2 separate regions of the Homo sapiens genome follow, and region 1 is linked to region 2. A link is an interaction called in ENCODE POLR2A ChIA-PET data of the cell type or tissue named here. Cell type or tissue: Panc1. All regions are shown on one strand. Links, peaks and the distances in the headings refer to the core of each region. The heading gives the core; the rest is flanking DNA. Region 1 overlaps UBE2Q2 (ubiquitin conjugating enzyme E2 Q2). Region 2 has its middle 15 kb from the start of CIMAP1C.

Evidence for each region. ChIA-PET counts read pairs that join two places held together with the same protein. Peaks named below come from ENCODE experiments on the same cell type or tissue, not always from the same donor. Only the 100,000 strongest peaks of a DNase experiment are listed, where the experiment ranks them.
Region 1: POLR2A ChIA-PET joins it to region 2 with 11 read pairs; 2 of 35 experiments call an interaction of 5 or more read pairs at or near these places.

Annotation. Positions count from the first base shown.
Region 1 is chr15:75,871,331-75,874,236 of GRCh38, reverse strand. UBE2Q2 (ubiquitin conjugating enzyme E2 Q2) reads right to left here. Exons shown (of 13, transcript NM_173469.4): 5 at 669-809. Among named protein-coding and RNA genes, the nearest start is that of UBE2Q2, 29 kb to the right of the region's middle. RefSeq lists an enhancer at 1,950-2,899. In Panc1, for the core only: no CTCF peak of the experiment used is centred there; no DNase peak of the experiment used is centred there.
Region 2 is chr15:75,737,347-75,740,252 of GRCh38, reverse strand. It overlaps the pseudogene DNM1P35. Among named protein-coding and RNA genes, the nearest start is that of CIMAP1C, 15 kb to the right of the region's middle. RefSeq lists an enhancer at 937-1,216 and silencers at 1,287-1,626, 1,657-1,916. In Panc1, for the core only: no CTCF peak of the experiment used is centred there; no DNase peak of the experiment used is centred there; H3K4me3 peaks cover 1,694 bases; H3K27ac peaks cover 402 bases.

The sequences.
Region 1 (2,906 bases), core at 268-2,767, 130 kb before region 2:
CAGACCAAAGTCAGCTTCACGAAGGAGAAAGAACTTGAATTGTATTTTGTCGGAGAGGATGAATTTGAATATACAGATCCCATGAGAGGAAGGTAAGCAGAGAAAACAGCATAAACAGGCCGGGAAGGGGCAAATACAGGGATCAGCAGGTGGTTCCAGGATATGAAGAGCAGATGAACAGGGTAAAAAGTGGCTATCTATAGATAAGAAACGTAATCTACAGCAACAAAACATATGACTAAGGCTAGGCACGGTGGCTCATGCCTGTAATCCCAGTAGTTTCGGAGGCCAAGATGGGAGGATGACTTGAACTCAGGTGTTCAAGACCAGCCTGGGCAACAGAGAGTCCTCATCTCTACTAAAAATAAAAAAAACTAGCCTGGCATGGTGGCATGTGCCTATAGTCCAAGCTACTTGGGAGGCTGAGGCAGCAGGATTACTGGAGCCTGAGAGATCAAGGCTACTACACTGAACTATGATTGTGCCACTGCACTCTAGCCTAGGCGACAGAGCAAGACCCTGTTTTAAAACACACATGACTGAATCCACCACTAAGGCAGAAATGGAGGAAGAGGGCAGCTGAGATGGGCATGTTAATGAATTGCCTGGTATTAACTACAATTATTTAACCACAAAAGTCCAGGTTCTAGATATCTACACACACTTACATTTAAATGGTCTTGCCTTTGAGTCTTCCTAATTTTCTCTAATATTGCCAAATTTTCTTTTTCAATTCCTTCATCCTCTGACTTTTTCCCACTAATAGGCTCTTCTTCCTTCATCTCATAGTGATCTAAGTCTTCTATATCCTACAAAGAGACGAAAAATGTTAGCTTATTCAACCTATTTTTCTTCAGCAGTTTCTTATGCCAAAATAACATTAAATTATTCTTGACTCAAATGAGGAACAAGAAACAAAATGTAACTATCCTATAGGGAGAGAGAAAAAGCCCCCACATTCCATTCAAGAGGCTCCCACCTTTTATATCCTATATTTTATTTAAAATCTAGACTCTGGGTAAAGCAGATTTAAAAGCTTTACAAAATCATAACTATTACCAAATAAGCCATCTTCTAAATCTCCTATTAAGAGGAACCTTTAAAACAGTTTAGCAGCAGGTGTCAAGAACCTTAAGTGTTCCTAGTTTGTTCCAGAAACTCAACTTCTAGAATTGTATTCTAAGAAACTAGTTTAAACTATAAACACTAATTTAGGCATAAGGATACCTATTTCAACCTTGCAGCCACAAAAATAAACACAAAATCTGCATGTGCAAAATAGCAAAATATTAAGAGGCCACTGAAATACTAACATAGCCTAATTTCTCCTGTAACGAAAAACTTTAAAATGAAAAACAATACAAAAAAGAATAGAAAGAATTTCAGTTACGCTGAAATAAGCACAGAAAAAGAAAGACCAGAAGAACTTACATTGAAATGTTAATTTCAGTTAATCTTAGTTATCTCTGGAGGCATTTAATGCTTTCCCCTAATTTCCAAGTTTTATGTAGTAAGCATCTATTGACGTTTATAACTAGAAAAAAAGTTAGAAAAAGAATTTTATCTCAGGTCCTCAGGAGGCTGAGATAGGAAGATCATGTGGGCCCAGGAGTTTGAGGCTGCAGTGAGCTATGATCATGCTACTGTACTCCAGCCTGGGTGACAGAGCAAGACTCTATCTCAAAAAAAAAAAAAAAAAAAAAGGAAAAGAAAACAAAGAATTTGAATACCCCTAGACCAATATCTTTATTCACATCATTCTGCTCCCTTCTTTCCCGTACTATCTGTTCTTACACATATATAAATCTATGCAGAATTTAAATCCTAACTTTTTGCAATTACCTTATTTCTCTACTTCAATTGCCAAAATCTCTAAAGGAGTAGTTTATACGCATCTCGGCTTTTTTTTTTTCCCCAAGCAGGCTAATTCACTGATTTCTAGACCAGGTTAATCACTACCTTCTATCCATTCAATAGGCCTCCTTTTTGGGTTTATTTTTTTATTTTTTGAGATGGAGTCTCGCTCCGTTGCCCCGGCTGGAGTACAGTGACAAGATCTCGGCTCACTGCAGCCTTCACCTCCCCGGCCTCCTTTTTGGAATGCCATCTCTTCAAGCCCTATAACGTTCTGTTCTCACTCAAACTCTGCCCATGACTCCATACTTCATTGAGCTCCCTTCTCCCTGTGTGCACCTTTCAGCCCTGATCTTCCATCCTACATGTTTTCCTCACAATTCTCACAAATGCCTTTAGCCTGTATTTCCTCCTATACCTTCAACCTCAGTCATGTTCCCATCCACGAAATTTCTTTTTCTGAGTATTAATCAGCACATCCCAAACAGAATTCAACATTATCTTTCTCAAACAATATCCTCAGCACACTATTCCCTGCTTAAGGCCTTCCTATCAATAATTATGGGGAAAAGCAAGACAGATCAGCCTGTTACTGTGTCTGTGTAGAAAGAAGTAGACATAGGAGACTCCATTTTGTTCTGTACTAAGAAAAATTCTTCTGCCTTGAGATTCTGTTAATCTTTGACCTTACCCCCAACCCCATGCTCTCTGAAACATGTGCTGTGTCAAACTCAGGGTTAAATGGATTAAGGGCTGTGCAAGATGTGCTTTGTTAAACAAATGCTTGAAGGCAGCATGCTCCTTAAGAGTCATCACCACTTCCTAATCTCAAGTACCCAGGGACACAAACACTGCGGAAGGCCGCAGGGACCTCTGCCTAGGAAAGCCAGGTATTGTCTAAGGTATCTCCCCATGTGATAGTCTGAAATATGGCCTCGTGGGAAGGGAAAGACCTGACCGTCCCCCAGCCTGACACCCGTAAAGGGTCTGTGCTGAGGAAGATTAGTATAAGAGGAAGGCATGCCTCTTGCAGTTGAGACAAGAGGAAGGCA
Region 2 (2,906 bases), core at 101-2,600:
GAGATACAGGGATGGGCAGAGACCTGAAACCTTTTAGAGCATGTGGAGAGCTGGGTGTCTGTTTAGGCCAGTTGCTTCTCTCTGTGCATCAATGTGCCAGGTACCCTTGCAGGGGATGCCTGGAGCCTGGCTACATGGCCTGGCCACCCTGATGCCCTTGTGTTCTTCATGACAGGCCAGCAAGACTGAGGGGAATGGCTCCGACAGCTTCATGCTCTCCATGGACCACAGCTGGAGTGGCAAGTGGAGACCATTCAGAACCTGGTGGACTCGTACATGGCCATTGTCAACAAGAACATGCAGGACCTCATGCCCAAGACCATCATCCACCTCATGATCAACAACGTGCATGCGTCGCCTCATGGGGGTAGAGGGGACCCAGGTGGCCATGTTGGCCTAGGGGAGATGCAGACCAGCCTTATGGGACCAGCCTCAGGAAGGGAGGCACAGTCCAGACCAGAGTTGTCCAATAGAAATATAATGTGGGATTATAGTGGTTCATGCTTGTAATCCCAGCACTTTGGGAGGCCAAGGTAGGAGGACGGCTTGAGCCCAGGAGTTCAAGACCAGCCTGGGCAACATAATGAGACCTCATCTCAACACAAAAATTTTAAAAAATAGCTGGGCTTGGTGGTGGCAAGTACATGTAGTCCTAGCTGCTCCACAGGCTGACGTTGGAGGATCACTTTGAGCCCAGGAGGTTGAGGCTTCAGTGAGCAGTGATCTCGCCCACTGTACTCCAGCCTGGCGACAAAGCGAGATCCTATCTCCAAAAATTAAAAACTGAGTAGACAGGTGTCCTGGTGGCATGATAGGTCCTCAGTCCCCTCCCAGAACTGTGACCTTGGACAGGTGACTTTTCCTCTGGACCTCAGTGTCCTCATCTGAGTGAGAAAAGGGCGGTGGGGAGGCGGATCTTCGAGTCTAAGCGGTGTAGAAGCCGCGTCTGAAAAGCCATACTCGCGGCTCCAAGTCCAGCGCACAGTCCCAACAGGGCCCGGCGGGGCAGCTATGGCGGCCAGGGCAGCACAAGCATCAATCAGGTCCCAGTCTCCTTCCCTCTTTGCCCGCTCTCAGACCAAGGAGTTCATCTTCTCGGAGCTGCTGGCCAACTTGTACTCGCGTGGGGAACAGAACACGCTGATGGGGGAGTCGGCAGAGCAGGCACAGGGGCGCAACGAGATGCGGCGCATGCACCACGTGCTGAGGGAGGCGCCCAGCATCATCGGTGACATCAAGACGACCATCGTCAGCACACCCACGGGGTCCTGTGGATGACTCCTGGCTGCAGGTGCAGAGCGTCCCGGTCGGACGCAGGTACCAGGGTCGGCCCCCACGGCCCCAAAGCCCCCCAGCCTGGGCCGCGGAAGAAGTGCCGGACCAGGCAGGGCGCGCCCCCATCCCGGGGTGGCGCCTACTTGAAGCGAGAGGCGGAGCTTAGAGAGGGCGGGGCTTGCCGTGGAGCGCGGGCTGCGGGGCGGGGTGGATCTGGGAGGTTGGCGCCGCTGGCGGCGGGGCTTAAGCTCCGGTGACCGCCTCGGGCCTTCAGGAAGGGGCTTGCATGCATGGGAGTGGCTGGCACTGGGCTGGGGCGGGGCCTTAGGGTGGGCGGGGCCGCTCATCGCTCCTCTTTCTGTTCCTGGCTCCCTTTCGCCCGCAGGTCGCCCAAGTCCAGCCCCACGACGCAGTGCCGACTCCCCGCCGTGCCCCCAGCCCGGCCCGGGTTGCGGAGCCCTGCTCCTGGGCCTCTGCCTGCTGCGTCCACCCTGGGGGAAGCGCCCGTCGTACCCTCCACACCGGGGGCTTCCCCTGACCCCTTAGGCCCTCCCCCTGCAGGTGCCCTCGCGCCCCTCCCGGGGTCCCCAGGTGAGTAGGGGCTGAATATGACAGGAGAGGCCGCCGGACGGGCGTGGCCGGGAGGGAAATGGGGCTGGATTCTAGAGCGTCGGACCTGGCCGCCAGAACTGGCCGTCTCCGTCCCGGGCACTCCGACCGTGGGACCGGAGCCCTGAGTGGCGGAGAGCTGGCGGAGCCTGCCCCCAAAGGAGCACTGAGTCCCGGAAGTGGTCTTTTTGTGGAGGGGGCTGTGGGGCTCGTCCCACCTGCCCCCTTCTTTCCAGCACTTGCATGGCGCTTCCCTCTATTTTCACTCTTGGCGGCCGCCCCACACGTTGCATTCCTCCTCGTTTCTTCTTCCCGCTGTCCTCCATCCTCCATTCCGTCAAACCCCTCTCCCAGCCCCTGGGGAGCCTACCTCAGGTCAGAGAGTCTGAACCCCGAGATGTTCTGGGTGTGTGGATTTCCTTCAGCTACCCTGATGTCCCCACTTCCAAGTCCTGACTCCTTTGAGCCATCCCAGGGGGTGTCTGGCCACTGGCCCACAGGAGCAGAGGCCAGGCTGTGACTGTGAGCATCAAGGTGTGTGATGTGTGTGTGGGTTTGCACACGAGTGTGAGTGGAAGAATGGCACCAGGCCTGGGCTAGGACAGAAGCAGCTGGGGAAGGAGCCTGGGGGGCATGGGCAATCTGATTTTTCCTCCACCCCCACCCCGCCCCCGCCCCCGCCCCCGCCCCAACCTACTGGGTCCAAACCAATGTGGTAGGGGTGGCTGCAGGGGCAGGGATGGGAGAGTCTGAAGCCTGCTTCACTCCCAAAGATTTCTAAGGAAAAGCGTTCTGCATCCTCTGGCTTGGCCTTGTTGACCCATGGCCTCTTTCAAGGACATTCACTCTGATTCCCAGTGTGCCGGATCCACTGGCCACGTTCTCTAAGGAAGAACAATAGCATCTGTTTTTGTCTCCAAATGACTGTAGGGTAGGGCTGTGGGTCCAGCGCCCATAAACCAAAATGAGGCAGGGATTGGGGCTTGCCCTATGATGCGCTGATGACCCACGGAGATGGGTAG